Linked DNA regions of Homo sapiens: region 1 is linked to region 2. Evidence: read pairs that join two places in POLR2A ChIA-PET (ENCODE). Cell type or tissue: A673. All regions are shown on one strand. Links, peaks and the distances in the headings refer to the core of each region. The heading gives the core; the rest is flanking DNA.

What was found. ChIA-PET counts read pairs that join two places held together with the same protein. Peaks named below come from ENCODE experiments on the same cell type or tissue, not always from the same donor. Only the 100,000 strongest peaks of a DNase experiment are listed, where the experiment ranks them.
Region 1: POLR2A ChIA-PET joins it to region 2 with 5 read pairs; 3 of 35 experiments call an interaction of 5 or more read pairs at or near these places.

The regions. Positions count from the first base shown.
Region 1 is chr6:40,529,426-40,537,540 of GRCh38, forward strand. The region is part of intron 1 of LRFN2 (leucine rich repeat and fibronectin type III domain containing 2); the gene reads right to left. Among named protein-coding and RNA genes, the nearest start is that of LRFN2, 54 kb to the right of the region's middle. In A673, for the core only: no CTCF peak of the experiment used is centred there; no DNase peak of the experiment used is centred there.
Region 2 is chr6:40,339,650-40,347,764 of GRCh38, forward strand. LINC00951 (long intergenic non-protein coding RNA 951) reads right to left here. Exons shown (of 3, transcript NR_038887.1): 2 at 6,362-6,503; 3 at 4,696-5,107. Among named protein-coding and RNA genes, the nearest start is that of LINC00951, 12 kb to the right of the region's middle. RefSeq lists enhancers at 4,457-5,172, 5,889-6,602. In A673, for the core only: no CTCF peak of the experiment used is centred there; no DNase peak of the experiment used is centred there; H3K27ac peaks cover 2,226 bases.

The DNA of each region.
Region 1 (8,115 bases), core at 1,051-6,050, 190 kb after region 2:
TGCTATCCACACTGTTTCCTGCAGGTGGTCAATGTGGGCTTAAGGGAAAAGTAACTCATCTTAATATTTGCTTAAATCAAATGGAATATAGAAAGTAAATAAATCTGCTGCCAAGCCATCAAGTAGGGCATTCTAAACCCAAAATAAAGAGCCTATGGACTGTCTGTGGATTTAGATTATGCATAGTTTTCTGCCACCACTCCCTGTATTCAAATCAATAGTCACATTTCATTGCAGACACTTGGAGCTGTCTGGGTTCAAATCCCAGCTCTGTTGCTTATTAGCTGAGACACTTCAGCCAAGGTACTGACACTCTCTGTGCCTCAATTTCCCCAGCCATTAAGTAGGAGTCATAATTGCATAACCCCCACAGGGTGGATGTGACAATTCAACCGGATCACAAAAGTGCATGCTCAGCCTAGTGCCTGGCACACTGTAAGGATCAATAAACAGGAGCTATTATTATTATGCTAATTTGAAGGATTCTTGTTTTTAAACGTCCTCATTTCACATTGCAGATACCCAAATAGAAACACAGATTTTCATTTGCTTACAAACCTTCCACTTTTCTCCAGCTAGAAGTTACAGGTGGCCCCTATGGGTGAATGTGTTAGGTAACACTCACACTTTAAGCAAGGGGAAATGCAGGCCCAGAGAGAGTCGTCGCAGAAGGAATGAAGCAGAGACAGACGCCCTCTCTTTGCAATGCCTGCTGTCTGTTCCACCCATCCTCTGGACTCTGTGCCACCCAAGCATACAGGCCTGCTCGGGGAAACCTCATTCTTCTCTACTTTCCCCTGTGGCTTAGAAAGATAGAAGGTGAAGTCTAACAGGGAAGAATGCTCTACATTCAGATCAGGGCAATCAATTGCACAGGCCTGGGATAGGAAAGTCTTGGCTCACACGCAGTTCCAGAAATGAACAAGGGCCCAAGTTATGGTAAGCGTGAATGGTGAGGTTCAGGATAGGAAAGAGTAACTGAATAGTAGCTCATTGAGACAGAAAAGACATGGAAGAAAGCCATAACAGCAGCAGTGGTGGTGATTGTCAAAATGACCATGCTTGGCCTCTCTGCAACATATGGCCCTGTTGGCCATGATCTCTATAACGCTCTGTTCTTCCTGAGTTTGTCCTCTCTCTGATCACCCCTTTCCCAACTTCCTCAGAGGATTGCCCCTCTGCTTGCCCCTGAACCCTGGTTCTCCCCAGGACCCGTCACCCCCAGCACCCATTGCTCTCTTCACTCTCCACACTCCACGTGGGGGACCTGCCCCCTGCTCCACAATGCCCGCTCTACTGATGGCCCTCAGTTCTATGCTTCTACCAGGCCTGGTCCAAGCTCCTCACACTCACTTCGGAGTGCCAAGTTCACACCTGCCCTTGACTGTCTAACAGGCACCTTGGCCTCATCCAAAGCAAATTCTTTGCTGCTTCATATGCTGCTTCTCCCTTTGCCTTCCTGGTCTGGGTAACTAACTGTCAACACTGTTTGCCTGTCTGCACCAAGCGACAATCCTTGGAGCCATTTTTGGAAGGGAGAAAGGGAACATTTAAAAAAGCATGTTTGTTGAAATACCAGATGCATCCAAAAAAGCATGCATATTATAAGCTCAATAAATTTGCACCAAATAAACAGACCATGTAACCAGCACTCAGATAGAGAAACAGAACAAAACTCATCCCTCATGCTCCTTCTGGTTGCTCCCCGAACTGGGCAACTGCTTTTCTGACTTCTAATACCACAGATAGGCCATCTGATTTGTAATTTACATAAATGGAATCCTACAATATTTAGTCTTTGATGCCTGGCTGTTTTCATATGTTCATGAGATTCTCAAAGAACATGCAACATAACTTTCGGTTGTTCATGACTGTTGCTGTGTAGTATTTATTGATGTGAGCACATCATGATTGACTGCTTGTCTCCATGGCTGATGAGCATTTCTGAGTCTCCAGTCCAGGCTATTATGAATGGTGCACTCTGAACGCCCAGGAACACATCTTGCCGGGGCATATGTTTACATTTCCTCTGTGTTTAGGAGGGTCACAAAGTATGCCTCAAGATAGCTGTAGTCAATTCTACCCAATGGTCTTCTGAGAGTGTCTGTCTCCCAGATCCTCCCTCCAGCAGTGGAGCAGAATTTCAGTTGCCCTTGGAGCTGTTTTTGATTCGTTGCCCCCTCCCTCCCTCTGCTAGCAGCATTTGTGGCTGTCTTATCTGTGTGCCAGTTTTTGTTTATGAGGCCGATTCCCATGGTCTTCAGTTCCTGCTGATTCTACTTATACAATAGTTTTTTTAATCCATAGCTTCTCCATCTCCACTACCACTGCCCCCTCCTTATCTTCTGTGTGAGCTGTCACATACAAATGTCCTTCCCTACAAGCCTGTATTGGCCACTGTTCCCTATTCTATCATCTACATTCCAGTAAGATGCCCTGACACAACCCATCAGTGCCACTTTCTGTCCAAGAACCCCACTAGCCCCTGGCACCTAAAGCAGTCTCCGTGCTGGGATCTGTGAACATCTTGGAGGCAAGGGCAATCTCCCGAGTCTCCATGCAGGAATTCTTCAGGTGTCCGCACAGTTCCTGCATATATGGAAGCTCAGTTTGCATTCTAACCCCACCTACCTTTCCAATCTCATCTCCTGAAGTTTGACTAGTGAACCCACACCAGGGACATCTGCACAGCACACAGCTGCAGGCTCTCTCAAGCCTTACCGTGGGCCCACTATGTATCAGGCAGTTGGAGCTGCCTTCCCCTTTGCCTGAAATTCTTTCTCCTGTGGAGACAGTTTTAGGCAGGTGGCAGTCTAGTCCTACTTGGGGTCATCATATCCCAGAGATGGCTAGAATGGACTTCCACACAGTATAGGAATATAATGGACCTAGTGGTCACACTCACCCATATAGTAATCACATGCCCCCTAATAGCTATTTGTTTTATATTTGTTCAATTTATATTTTACAAAACAATGTCATGTGCTTTATCTTTTGATACAATAGCCCTATGAGATATGTAGTGGGACACCATTATTCTCATTTCATAGATGAAGGCTCAGAGAAGTTAAGTCACCAACCCAAAGCCACACAGCCAGGAAGTGGCATAGTTGAAGATTAAATCCAAGTTGTCTGATGCAAAAACCATCCCACCTCCGCTGCCTCTGCCTGCCCTGCCTACGGAAATCCTGTACCTCCTCCAAGATGCCTCATCAGTTATTCCTTACAAAGCAGTTCCGGATTTCCCAGTCAGAATTAATTAATCTCTCCTCCGTGCACTTTTTCTGAACTTTTATTACAGTAATTATAACAGCCTGACTTTTATTATAATCATTATTTACATGTCTGCCTCTCCAACTGGGATGGGAGCTCATTAAGGGCGGAACCCTGTCAATTTTGTACCTTGAGCCCCCAGCAGGTGGGTACTGAACACAATACAATGATAATAACAGCAAGACAATAATGAAGGCCTCCAGCCTTCAGGCTTCATCACATCCGTAGCTTAGTTCACCTGGACTATGGGTCAAGTACCAAGAAGTGACAGGCTGCCTGTGGTTGTAAAAATGCAACGGCCAACTGTAAGGTGTTAAGTGGCACAGTGTTAAATTCCCACAGGATGAGAACGTTTCCCAGGGCTTCTTGGGGTGTCTTGGTGAACATTTACTTGTTTTACCCATTGAGTATTTTATTTTGTTTTGTTTTCTCTCTGTCTGTCTCTATGTCTCTGCCTCTGTCTCTGTCTCTCTGTCTCTCTGTCTCTCTTTCTCTCTCTGTCTCTTTTTCTCTATCTCTTTAGTCTTTTCTTTTTCTTTCCCTTGACTGGAAGAAATACAGAACCAAAATACATTTTCTATTACTTTATGTACCAATTGAATTTTTAAAAATCTGTTCCCTGCTCTAAAAAGTATATGAGTGGGATGTTTTCTACTTTACTCCTCTCTTGCTCAAAACACACACACACACACACACACACACACACACACACACACTTGAAAGAGAGAGAGAAAGAGAGAGAGGGAAAGACAGAGAGAGAATTCAATTTCTTTCAGGGACCCTCAAGTAGTCTTTTCTGACCATTACTGGCTATTGATTAAAACCAAAAAAAAAGCTCTCCTCCTACCTCTCACCCCCACCAAAGTGAGGTACAACTTCCTAGACTCAGTCAGGTCAGCTCGCCTGTACCAAATGCCCTGGGAAGCAGAGGCCAGAACATCCCTGCTTTGGACACAAAATAAAGGCAGAAGTAGCCCTTAGATGTGGGAACTTCACATCCTGATAGAGGAGACTTGACAAACAAGTATTGCACCCACAGAAAACTCCTGAGAAGCATGCTGTGGAGGAAAGGAGGGATTAAAAGCTCAGGTGGACCTAAGCACAGCCTGGACCAAGGAAAGAGAGGGAAGGTCTCTACCTGTGGCCACACTGCAAGGTGGAGGCTGGAGCAGCGTGGCATCATTACAGTTAATGATACCACACTGGCGTGATGAAGGGCCAAGTGTGCCAAATTCACCGGACACTCGGAATTCCTCAGGCATTGCTCCAAGTTCTTCACATGGACTAGCCATTTAATTCTCATGTCATAGGCACTGTTACAACTTCCCTTCCACTTTCTACATGAGAAAACTTAGGGACAGAGAGACTAAGTAGCTTGCCCACAGGGACACAGCTGGTCAGTGGTGGACCAGGCAGTCTGAACGGCAGAGCCTGTTCTCTGAACCACTTTCGAACATTCCAGGGGGCCAGGAACACTGAGACCCAGTGTTAGCTCTGCCAGCAGCTATGTGACCAGTCACTTCTGCTAGGTCTCCATCCTCTCACTGTGAGATGGGCTCAATGAACTAGACGAGTTGTTCTCACGTTTTGGGGGTCATGGACTCTTATGAGAAATGGTGAAAGCTCCCCCAAGGAAAATGTGAATTGCACATTTTCATGGAAATGTCCATGTAACACAAGAGGGCTCCCCAGACCCTGAGACCCCCCCACTCCCCCCAACTGCTGATCCATGGACTAGCAACTCTATGGAGAGTTCAAATAGTAGCTTTGGCAGTACCTGGCTCTGCAACGGCAGGCGGACAAGATCTGTGCAGGCTCTGAAGTCAGCTCTATGGCCCTGGACAAATATGGAACTGTCCTGTGCTTCAGTTTCCCCTCTGGAAAATGGACCTCATAATAACAATATTTCATAAAGATTTTATGAGACTTGGCTGAGAAAATACACACAGTGAGCTCAGGATGGTGCCTGACACATATCAGGTATTGCTATTATTATTGTTGGCGCTCATTCCTCACCTTCCTTCTAGGGTCATCACTCTCCCCAGGTCTCTGGGCCCAGTCTTTGGGCAAGGTGACCCATAGCCTGTGGTCTAGAACAGGGGACCTCTTGGCCAAGACCAAGACAGATACCACTTACTGAGCACTTCCTAAATGCCAGGTGCCCCGCGCCCATCTTAGAAAATCCCTAGGCAATGAGTACCAGGATCTCATTTCACAGATGAGGCGCCTGAGGCTCAGAAAGCTGGAACCAGCTGGAACCACTTGCCCCCAGGCCCATGATATAGTGGCAGAGCTGGGACTTGGACTGAGATCTTTCTGACTACAAAGCCCAGGCTTTTAATCACCACTCTAGTTTACCTTCCTTGGGCAGCTGCAGGTCGAGCCTTGGGTCTTGGAGTCATCCCAGAAAGCAAGATAAGGTCAAGAAGAGAGAGTTTCTATAGCATGGGAAGCCTCAGTGGCTGCCACCTTGTTATGGGATCATAAACCTGTGATCCCTCTGGGTCTCAGCCACCTCGCCTGCCTGTCAAATGAGATGATGAAAGGGAATGCCCTTTGGGAGGCATTCTGAGCATTTACAACCAGGCTTCATGATGATTACCATCATTATCATGACTATTATGATTGCTCATCCTGAGTTAGGCAGGCAGCTGTGTCCTGAATGCCTGGGGAGAGCTTAGAGCAGCCTGGAACCTAGGCTGTGACCAGGACCCAGAATTCCAAAGAGAAGGGAAGGGTGGGGTATGGACTGTCCCTGCCATTGCCTTGGTGTTCCTTGGGGGTGGTTGGAAACCCGCCTGGGGTCAGGAGACATCCCCACTGCAGCCTGTTGGAAAATGGCTTTGACATGACCCCATTAACCACCACTTACCTCTCCTCCCCATCCAGACACATCCTTGGCCGGGGGTGGGACTATGAGCCAGGCACCCTCCTCCTGCCCTCCAGCTGACCCAGGTTGATCTGTCTGTTAACTGCTTAGCTGCACAGTCTACATTGGTGGGAGGTGCAGGTGGGGAGGAAGGAGAACAGGAAGGGGTGCAGGCCCCACATTTGCTGACAATGCACTGAGACTCTTATTATGCCCATCTCATCACTGTTCTCAGAGTGTTTTGAGTGAGTGTAGAGAACCCAGGTCAGCCAAAGCTTCCTTTGATGTGCACAATGCAGAGAAAAAATAATTCGATTAGGGAAAGGGGACAGTAAGAAAGACAAGGAGAAGGAGGTCACCTGGTATTGCAGCTGGCTCAGCGATGCAGAAGCCAATGGGTCCAGCCTGAGTGAGAATGTTAGAAAGACACTGTGCAGGCCCAGTATGGAGTCAGGTGGGGAGATGGAAATAAAGAAGTTCATGGTCAATGGCCAGCTGCATGTGACCAGTCACCGGAGGTTCTGCTTCAAGCAGAGGCAGAGCAGGAGACCCGGAAAGGCTCAGAGGCTCCTGCCTGAGGGGTGAGGCCTGGGCAAACCTCGAGGAGAGAGCCAGGTGCTCCAGCAGCTCCCAGGGTGAGTGGGGGGCCGGTTCTGTCCACAGGGAGCCCCAGTCTGAGGGGAGACACAGCCCTGCCTCAGGGAGCCCCACTCTGAGGGAGACACAGCCCCGTCCTCAGGGAGCCCCAGTCTGAATGGGAAGAAATAATCCCTACTTTCTAGGTACTTCTAGTCTGAGAGAAGAGTCAAAGTCACTGCCTTCCTGGAACCGAACCCAGAACATGTATTACACACATGTTAACTATTCCCCAAGGTCACAGTGTGACTTAACAGAATGACAGCAAATGAAGGTCTGAAATTTCCTTAGCTGCCTTGAGTTAGAAAAATGAAAAGAATCAGTGAAGGGACTGAAGGGCCTGGGACTACAGTGGAGACAAAGCAGGGAACATGGGAAATGAGGAGCCTGTTTTGGACCACAACCACTAGGAGGTGCAGCTGGAGGAACTCAGGACCCGTCCCGCAGAGTGCTGGGAGAGCTTGCCTGCAGGGACTCCATGCAGGGTACAGCCTCCACCAAGGAACCTGAAGCCCTGCCCCTCAAAGCTCAGGAGCCAGAGAAGAATTGCCAGACAGAGGGCAGCTCAGAATCTGCAGATCAGAGGGTGTGGAGCCTCCAAGACCTTGAGCCTTATCTCCTGGCCCCTGGCGAAGGCACCCCTGGAGGATAATCATGGATGCAGTCACCACTCTTCATCTAAAGGTGCCATTTGTCAAGTGCTTTCCATGTACCAGTCACTGTTTTCAGGCTTTACACCTCCAAGCTTTCTTAAACCTCACCACAACACAATGAGATAGGGTTATTATTATTCCTGTCTTCAAGGTAAGGAAACTGAGGCACGGAGGGTTGACATACCCTGCCAAAGGTTATGGAGCTAGTACACGGCAGAGCTGGATTTTGATCCAGGGGATCTGGTGCAGTGGTTATCCATTCTCTACGTAATTGTTTCCAGGGACGGGGAGCTCACTCCCTAAAAGGACTGTGATTGCCAGAATAGCTTCCAGCATAGTCCGCAGCACCCAGCAGAGGCTCATCACCCTAGATGTGTAAGGCCCATGGGGGCAGGAACCCCAATACTGGGAATAGTTCCTGGCACATCGTAGGCCCTCAGGAATATTTGCAGAATGAATGTTCTTCCAGTAGAAACATTTCCTAGGCACATATCCCCTCACTCCCAGGGCCACAACCAGGGAAAGGCCACAGGTTCTGCGTGTGCCCCCACCAGTCACAACCAACCATAACCAGCACCAGCCCCAACTATGGAAACCCAAGGCAGGAAATTTCCAAGAAGAAGTATCAGGGGAACTGAGCGGGCTGCTGTGAGAGAGCTGAATCCAAGGCCCACTTCAACTGCC
Region 2 (8,115 bases), core at 1,255-6,254:
GGCAGGCATTGAGGATGAGGTGGCTGAATCCAGGCACAGCAGAGCCCCGTTGGTAAGCAGGTGAGATATACCCTTGGCATTTTCCCACCTTCAGCCCACCTTTTGCCAGGGAACTGTGCAGAACTGCTGGAGGAGGGCTAACGGAGCTGGGGGGACAGCAGGAACGCCCTTTCCAGGTGTGTCTGCTGATTAAAAAGGGATGCAAAGTGAGGAAATGAAATTGGATCTGAAGGCGTGAGGCAGGGCAGCCTGGCTGTGCAGATGTTCCGACCCACCTGCTCACCGAGGGTATTTCTGTTCACCCGCTGCCTGTGTTCCCATCCTGCCAAGGCCATAAAGACAAAAACACTTCCTAGAAGTGAAAAATACTCGTGCTGAAATTTCAAGCACCTGTTGGGGAATGGGGGTTTGAGGGTAAGGCGACCCCCTTGCCTTGTCCTGGGCTGGGCTGTCAGTCATTTGTTCCACCCCAGCATCACAGAGGTGGGGCCCACCTCCCCCGCACCACCACCCACAGCCCCCTACTCTAGACCCTTCCCCACACATGCCCAGGCAACCTCCTGGTGAGAATTGCACCCGAATTCAATTATCTTTGTGGCTTTTGGCTAAAGGGATCCACACACAGCAGGCAGGTTCACGGGCCTAATCGGGCCTGATGCATATCTAACCAGACAGGGAGTGTGTGTCTGGATTTGTCGCCTGACAGGTACAGATGTCGGAGGCTCTCATCCATGAGATGGAATCACTCTTAGAGATTGAGAGGCTTAGGCGGTGTCAGTCAGAGACGGGCCACACATCTCAAGCCGGGACAGAGGCTGCCAGCAAAGCCCTCTTCAACCCACTGGAGTCAGCAGGCCCAGTGCTTCATAAACCAAGTTATGAGAGCAGAGCTGAGAATTTCTAAGGAGCCTCCTTTTTAAAGCCTTTCACTTCACCTGCTCTCCAACAGCTGGTGAGTCTTTCCAGGGCAGCACAGGTAAAGGGATGAACAAAGTCTCAGAAATAGAGAACCTGGGTTGAAACCACCTCCACTATCTACTAGCTGAAGGGCCTTGGGCAAGTCACTTACCTGCTCCTGGTCCCACGTAATGCTTGTCATCTGTGGGCTTGCTGTAAGCAGTGAATGGGATTCCCTAGGCAGCCGCTCCGTCTCTCATGTTCCTGTAGCACTTCATTCCTCCCTATTAGGTAGAAACTGTCTAGCACTGGACATATTATTTAACCTCTCTGAGACTCATTTAGTGCCTGTCTACAATGCAGAACTGTGACAGTGCCTACTTGGTCGGGCTGTCAAGAGGGTTAATACCTGCAAAGCCTCCTGACAGCCTGGTGCATGGCGAGCCCTCAGGAAATGGTAGTGGTGGTTTTTGGTGCTGGTGGTGGTGGTGGGGCGGATACTCCAGCATCCCCCTTTTTGGGCAGAAAGTTTCCTGCTTGCTTGTCTTGCTTCCCTTGCCAGCCAGGGAATGGGTCAGGGGCAGGGTCTCTATCCAGCCTGCATCCTGGCAAGGAGCCAACATTCCATAAATCTATGTTTGATAAATTAGTGAAAGAGACGATACCATGCAAAGATAACACACCACCGCAATGCTGCATAGTGACTCTGGGTATCTGCAAGACCCCTGTGGCCTCTCGTCCACTGTGAGGACTTGGGCAAGCGACTGCACCTCTCTGAGCCCAGTTTTCCCATCTGTGATGTGAAGATATATGATATTGAGATATAGTAGAAATATATATATATATACAGGTCTTATCCCTAGTTTCTTGGCATGCAGCTCCTAAAACCCATGGGATCTTCAGAAGTGATATGTCTTTTTGTATGATAATGAAATGACTGGTGTCTGGGGGCTCCTGGATAGCCTGGAGATTGGGGGACTGGTTGCCAGGGGAACCAACCACATGATCAGAGGGTTGAAATGTTCAGCCTCACTCCCCAGAAGGGGAGAAGGGCTGGAGATTGATTTAATCACCAATGGCCAATGAGGTGATCAATCATGCCCACATAATGGAGCAAAACACCCAAAAAGATGAGGTTTGGAGAGCTTCCAGGTTGTGAACACATCGAGGTGCTGGGAGCATGTGTGCCCCACCCCACCCACATACCTTGCCCTGTGCATCTCTTCCTTCTGGCTGTTCCTGAGTTGTGTCCTTTTATAATAAACTGGTGGTGAAATAAGTAAGCTGCTTTCCTGAGTTCTGTGAGCTGTTCTAGCAAATCACTGAACATGAGGAGAGGGTCTCAGGAACCTCTGATTTATAGCCATTTGGTCAGAAGCACAGATGGCAGCCTGGACTTGTGATTGGAGTCTGGAGTGGGGGCAGTCTTGTGGGACTGAGCCTTTTAAGCTGTGAAGTCTGCACTAACTCTAGGAAGTTAGCGTCAGAATGGAGTTAAATTGCAGGACACCAAATCATTGTTCACTGAAAATTAGAGAATTACTTGGTGTGGTGAAAAACACTCCCTACATATTTGGTGGCCAGAAGTATTGGTGCAGTTGGTGTTGAGAAAGAAAGAGTTTGTTTTTCTTATTCAGGATAATAGCCCCACCTCGGAGAATGGGTTTAGATGATGTGTCCGAATCATCCAGTACAATTCTGGGCTTATGGTGGATGCTTAAAAAGTGGTGGCTGGCAGCTGTCCCATGGAAGCCAGCCTGGAAAACTGGTGACCTTGGCCAAGAATCTCCCACCTCTCCTTGCCTAGGTCCCACCTCCCCTTCCTGCTGCCCTGCTGTAGTCCAAAATCACCATCGCCCACCCCCAACCCCCGAGAGCCTCAGTCAGCTAGAGTCCTGTGAGGGTGGCTGTAAATAAATTAGTTCCCACGAGGTGTGATTCGTAGGGTCTACCTTTCCTAGGACCACTTGCACGTATAAGAAAGAAGTTTGGAGATGGCATTATTCGCAAGTTAGCAAGCTAGAACCATAGGGAGTGATGAGGACTGGAAAGAATTCGAGAACAGTGTATTCGGAATTGTTAAACAGTACGTTGGCAAAACAAAACATTTGGTTATGGGTCCCCAGTTTGCCACCTCCAAGACAAAAGTGGGCTGGAAGGGTGAAACTCTGAGCTGAGGGTTAATCAGAACCAGGGTAGCCACACTTCCCTTTCAGATAATTCCAGGGCGGCTCTGAGTCTCTAAAACCTGTGAGAAATGCCACAGCTGGGAGACTTTCCTTTCCTCATTGATTCAAGGAAGTCCAAGAGCCAGGGATGGTGCCCCTCACACTGCCAGGAAGGCCTGACACTACCCCTCCCCATGGCGCAAGCTGAGGCCAATCCGCTCCTTATTTAGAAAGAGCTGGGACTTAAATGTCAGTGGATGATACGGGAGCAGCATGACAATTACCAGCTTAAACTGAAATAAAGGAAAGAAGGATTAAAAAACACCCAGCACCCATCAAGCCAGGCCAGAAGAGGAGAGCAAAGCCCTCTGTTTCTACGTTAACTCTTCATCTGCCAGGCGCAGGTCAGAAGGGTGACTGGGGAGGAAGCTGGGGAGGAGAGGTTGGGTGGGGGGCTGAAGGAAGGTCAGAGGTGGTGCTGACTTGGGCTCCCAGACTCTCAAGAAGGGGGCCCAGAAGGCACCCTGCTCCTTTTGGCAGTACACTCAGTGGTTGGACCTGTGGCTCCAAACTAGGCAGACTGAGTTCAAATCCCAGCTCCTCCACTAACTAGCTCTGTGATGGCTGGCAACTTCCTCAACCTCTCTGAGTTTCAGTTTCCTCATTTAGACCAGTGGGATGATGATAATTCCTCTTAAGATTAAATGGGGTAGTGCCTGTTTGTCACTGGGCAGGCAGCAATACTCAGCAAATGATGCCTCTGCCAATTGGATGCAGTCAGGAGCTAAGAGCCAGGTACAGCACAGTTCACGCCTAATTCCATTACCCCCAGTCATTGAGCAGCAGACAGTCTCTTTTATTTTAATCTTTCTGTAGGGGGAATGTGTGGTGCTCAGATGTAGGTCCGGCAGGAACTTGGCACCTTTGCAGCAGCCTCAGCCTCTCCTTTCTCTTGGGTGCAGGGCTCAGCTGGGCAGGCATGCCAGGACCAAGATCAGGGCCCTCACCTCAGAGCCCCTCTGGGTTGCTGCAGCATCTCCTCTTTTCAGGGTGAACTGCTCTGGGGGCTGGGAGATAGTGGAGATGCACCCCACAGGGCCAAGGCAGCCTGGGCACTTTCCCCAGGAAATTCTTGACACTCTGCACTTTTCCAGCTGGCCTCCTTTAAAGGGGCTGCTCATCTGTCCTCCCCTGCATGTACTAGAATTGGCCCCACAGGCTGACCCAGCTGGACCCCAGGCTCTAGGTGAGCTGTGGCCTGGATTTGTTTACCCATCTCCTTCAACTATCTGCAGGGGAGCAGCCCTTGGTTTCTGCATGAGGGCAGATCTAGGTCACCTTTGAAAGGACCTGCTGGGATTTCTGCAATGCTCCCCTCCAGCGTCCACAGCGGGTCACTGAAGCCCAGCTGATGGTCTGTCCCTGCCTACCCCGAGAGCCTCTGACCCTGAAGCTTGCAGTTTTTCCTCAGCCACATCACATCCTCATCACAGACACCAGTGTCAGAGTCTTCCTTGGCCTCTGAATCAGGCCCAGGCCCCTCCTTTGTTCAGCCCAGCATCCACCTGTCCCAGCCGTGTCCTATATGTCAATCAGCATTCTGTGTAGAAAGTAGAAACACCCAAAGTATCCAGCAGAAAGAGATTTAATAAGGGAAATAGCGACTTACAGAGGGATCAGAGGGCCTAGACAAAAGAAGTTTAGGACCACCCACCGCTAGGCTTTTGGCTTAAGGTTGCATCCCCACAGCTGTGATTCTGAGACCAGGAGACAGCTGCTGCCCCTGCAAGGAAGGACCACTAGTGTGGCTCCAGCTGCCCCGAATTCAGGAAGCTGGTGACAAGACCATGGATATACCAGTTGCTGCAAATCCTCACATTGGCAGGAGCCCGTGGACCATCCAGCACACTGCAGTGGAGCACCTCTGCCTCTCTGCCACTGTCCAGAGCTCATGGAAATGCCTCTTCTTGGCAAAACTGAAACTGCAGCCAGATCCAAACAGCAAGAAACTCTGGGAAATGTCACTTTTGTCCTGCTAGACCCTGTAATACAGAGGGAACATAAAGGGTATGAAACAATGCTAAGTGCTGGTAGACAATACCCAGCACAGCCCAGAACCCACTCAGACCCCAGCTGGCCCGCAGTCCTGGCCTGCTGTAGCCCCACCCAAGTCTATGGCTGGCGCTGACTCCTGCCTCTGCTGCATCGCCCCACACAGCCTCTGTCCCTTCGCCCGATGGAGGACCAGCCCCCTCCATTCCCCAGCCCACACCCAGCTCCTTCAGCTGAGGTCCTCCTAACCCCAGCATATAGTTCCCAGGCCTTCCTGGGGCTTTTCTGGGATGGAACCAATCCAAAGGCTGGCTCCACTGGAGGCTGGTTTGGGACTCAGATGCCTGTGCTCTAGCTGTAAACACAGAATGTCTCTGAGCCACATTCCCAGAGCACATTCACCTAGGGGTCTTGTCCAGCTGTGAGGTTCTGAGATTTCTAAGTGTCTTTCTTTATAAGCAGAGTGGACATGGACACACACACACACACACACACACACACACACACACACACACACACAGTCCTCAGGGAGCTGCAGCTTTGCTGAGTCAACCCAGAGTCACTGTCCAACTCTCCTCTGGAAACGTGGGCAGAGATAGGTGCTGAGGGAGGACGGGTGACTGAAGCAGAAGGCAGGAAAGGCCAGGAGCTGCCCGCCTGCCCAGCGCATCCCCAACCACTGACTTCTGGCTTGAGTGGGCTGGGAAAACCCGCAGAGGGCAGGCTTGGGGAGGACAGAGGAGGCTGGGGCGAGAGACGTGGTAAGGGCAGAAGTGAAGCACTCAGGCCACACGAGAGGAAAAGCCACTGTCTGTGCTGAGCTGGACCTAGGGGCTCAGACCCCAGCCTCTCTGCTGTCCCCTCCTTAGCACTGCCTCAACTAGACCTCTCCCAAAGCAAAGCTATAGCCATGCCGATGACCTTGAGCTGCACATTCAGCTTAATCCACAACAGTGTCAGTGTGAAGGCCTTGCTGTCAGTCCAGGATATTTATAACCTGCTTGCCAGGTCCCACTAACTGGCAGCCGCCAGGAAACTAGGCCACAGGAGCCACAGAGGAGGCAAGCCCTCCCCGCATCCCAACGCCAGCCTCAGATGGCTCCTCCGTGGCTGTTGGCACCCGCCCGGCTGTGTGCCTCCTCCCCATGTCCCTGCTCCCTGCTGGCGATCAAAACCCACCAGAGTTCCCAATGCCTGGGGGCATGTCCACAGGCCTGAGTACAATGTCCATGGCTTCCACTTACCATTGTTTTCCCTGCCTGTTCCCTGTGGTGGTGTGGTGTGGTCATGAAGGTTCCGCCTGCCTGGGGTCAGGTGCAGGTTCCACTGTTCTCTGTGTTGACCTCGATAATCTTGTGTGACTTTTCTGTGTCTCAGTTTTCTTATCTGTAAAATGGAATTAATAATGAAGACTGCATGAATAAAAGGCTCAGAACGGTGCCTGACACATAATAAGGGCTCAGTGTTTGCTAGCTTATCTAGAAAGGTCTATCAGATAGCAGCAGAAGCTCCAGGGCCAGGCTGTTCAGGTTCAAATCCTGGTTTGGCCACTCACTGGCTATGTGACCTTGTGCCCATTAATTATGGTTTGGATGTTTGCCCCCTCCATATCTCATGTCAAAATGTGATCCCCAGTGTTGGCGGTGGGGCCTGGTGGGAGGTGTTTGGATCATGGGGACGGATCTCTCATGAATGGCCTGGTGCCCTTCTTGTGGTAATGAGTGAGTTCTCGCTCTGAGTGCATGCGAGATCTGGTTGTTTAAAAGTGTGTGGGACCTCCCCCTTCTCTCTCTCGCCCCCTCCCTCACCATGTGTCGCACCTGTTCCTGCTTCATCTTCCACCAAGAGTAAAAGCTCCCTGAGGCCTCACCAGGAGCAGATACTGGGTCGTGCTTCCTGTGTAGCCTGCAGAACCGTGAGCAGATTAAACTTTTTTTTTTTTAATAAATTACTCAGTCTCAGGTATTCCTTCTTAGCAACACAAAAACCATGTAAAATTGGAAATGATAATAGTATCTACCTGTGGAATTGTAAGGATTAAATAAGCTAATCTGTAAAGCTCTGAGAATGGTGCCTGGCGCACAGTAGATGGTCAATTAGTATTAGCTCTGATAATGATAATGATTACCATCATCATCATCATCATCATCATCATTTATTCTGGAAAGATTTTCTCCCAGCCAGGCTGCCCTCTCTTCTTCCTGCCTCCACACTTGAGCTGACGCAAACATTCTCCTTACACACACTCTCTCTTCTTCCCTCCCAATTCAAATGTTGCATTTCTTTCAAGCCTCACCTCCTCCATGCAGCCTTCCTTGACCATTTTGGTGAGCTTTGCACTGTCTGCCTTACCCAAACCACCTTAGACCTGATCCCCCACATGATTCCCTTGAGTAAACTTAGACTCCAGACCCTGAAGGCAGAGGCTCTGCCAAGCCCACTTCTCCTTCCTGCCTTATGCTGGGCCAACAGCGGTGAGGTCAAAGATGTCCTGGATCAGATGTGTCCTTGCTGAGTGTCCAGGGCCCTCTGCTCTAGGCAGGGGTCTGATTCCTGGGATGAGGGTGCAGTGTGACCTGGTCCTCAATAGACAGCTGTGTGTATGGGCGCGCACACACACACACACACACACACACACACTTGCACCCTGTAAAGTAAAACCTAGTTGTTTCCCCAGAAATAATCCCACATTCTGGCCACTAACAACCAAAATGCATTTTTTCCCAAGCCCAGTCATTTTCTGGATTTTCTCAGTTTGAGAGAGGACCAGGCCTGTATGCTGTGTCCTAGGGGTGGACCGGAAACCTTTCCCCACCAGAAAAGGGCAGGCAGGAAAATGTCTTCCTCGGACACCCAGGCACAGCAAAGCCCAGGGACACAGGGCTCAACACGGGGGAGGGTGGGGGAGGCCAAGGATCTGGCTCAAACACCACAGTCCTTTCCTTGAGGAAGAAAGCACCACCCTAGTGTCACTGTGTTCCCTCTGTTGAAGGCCTGA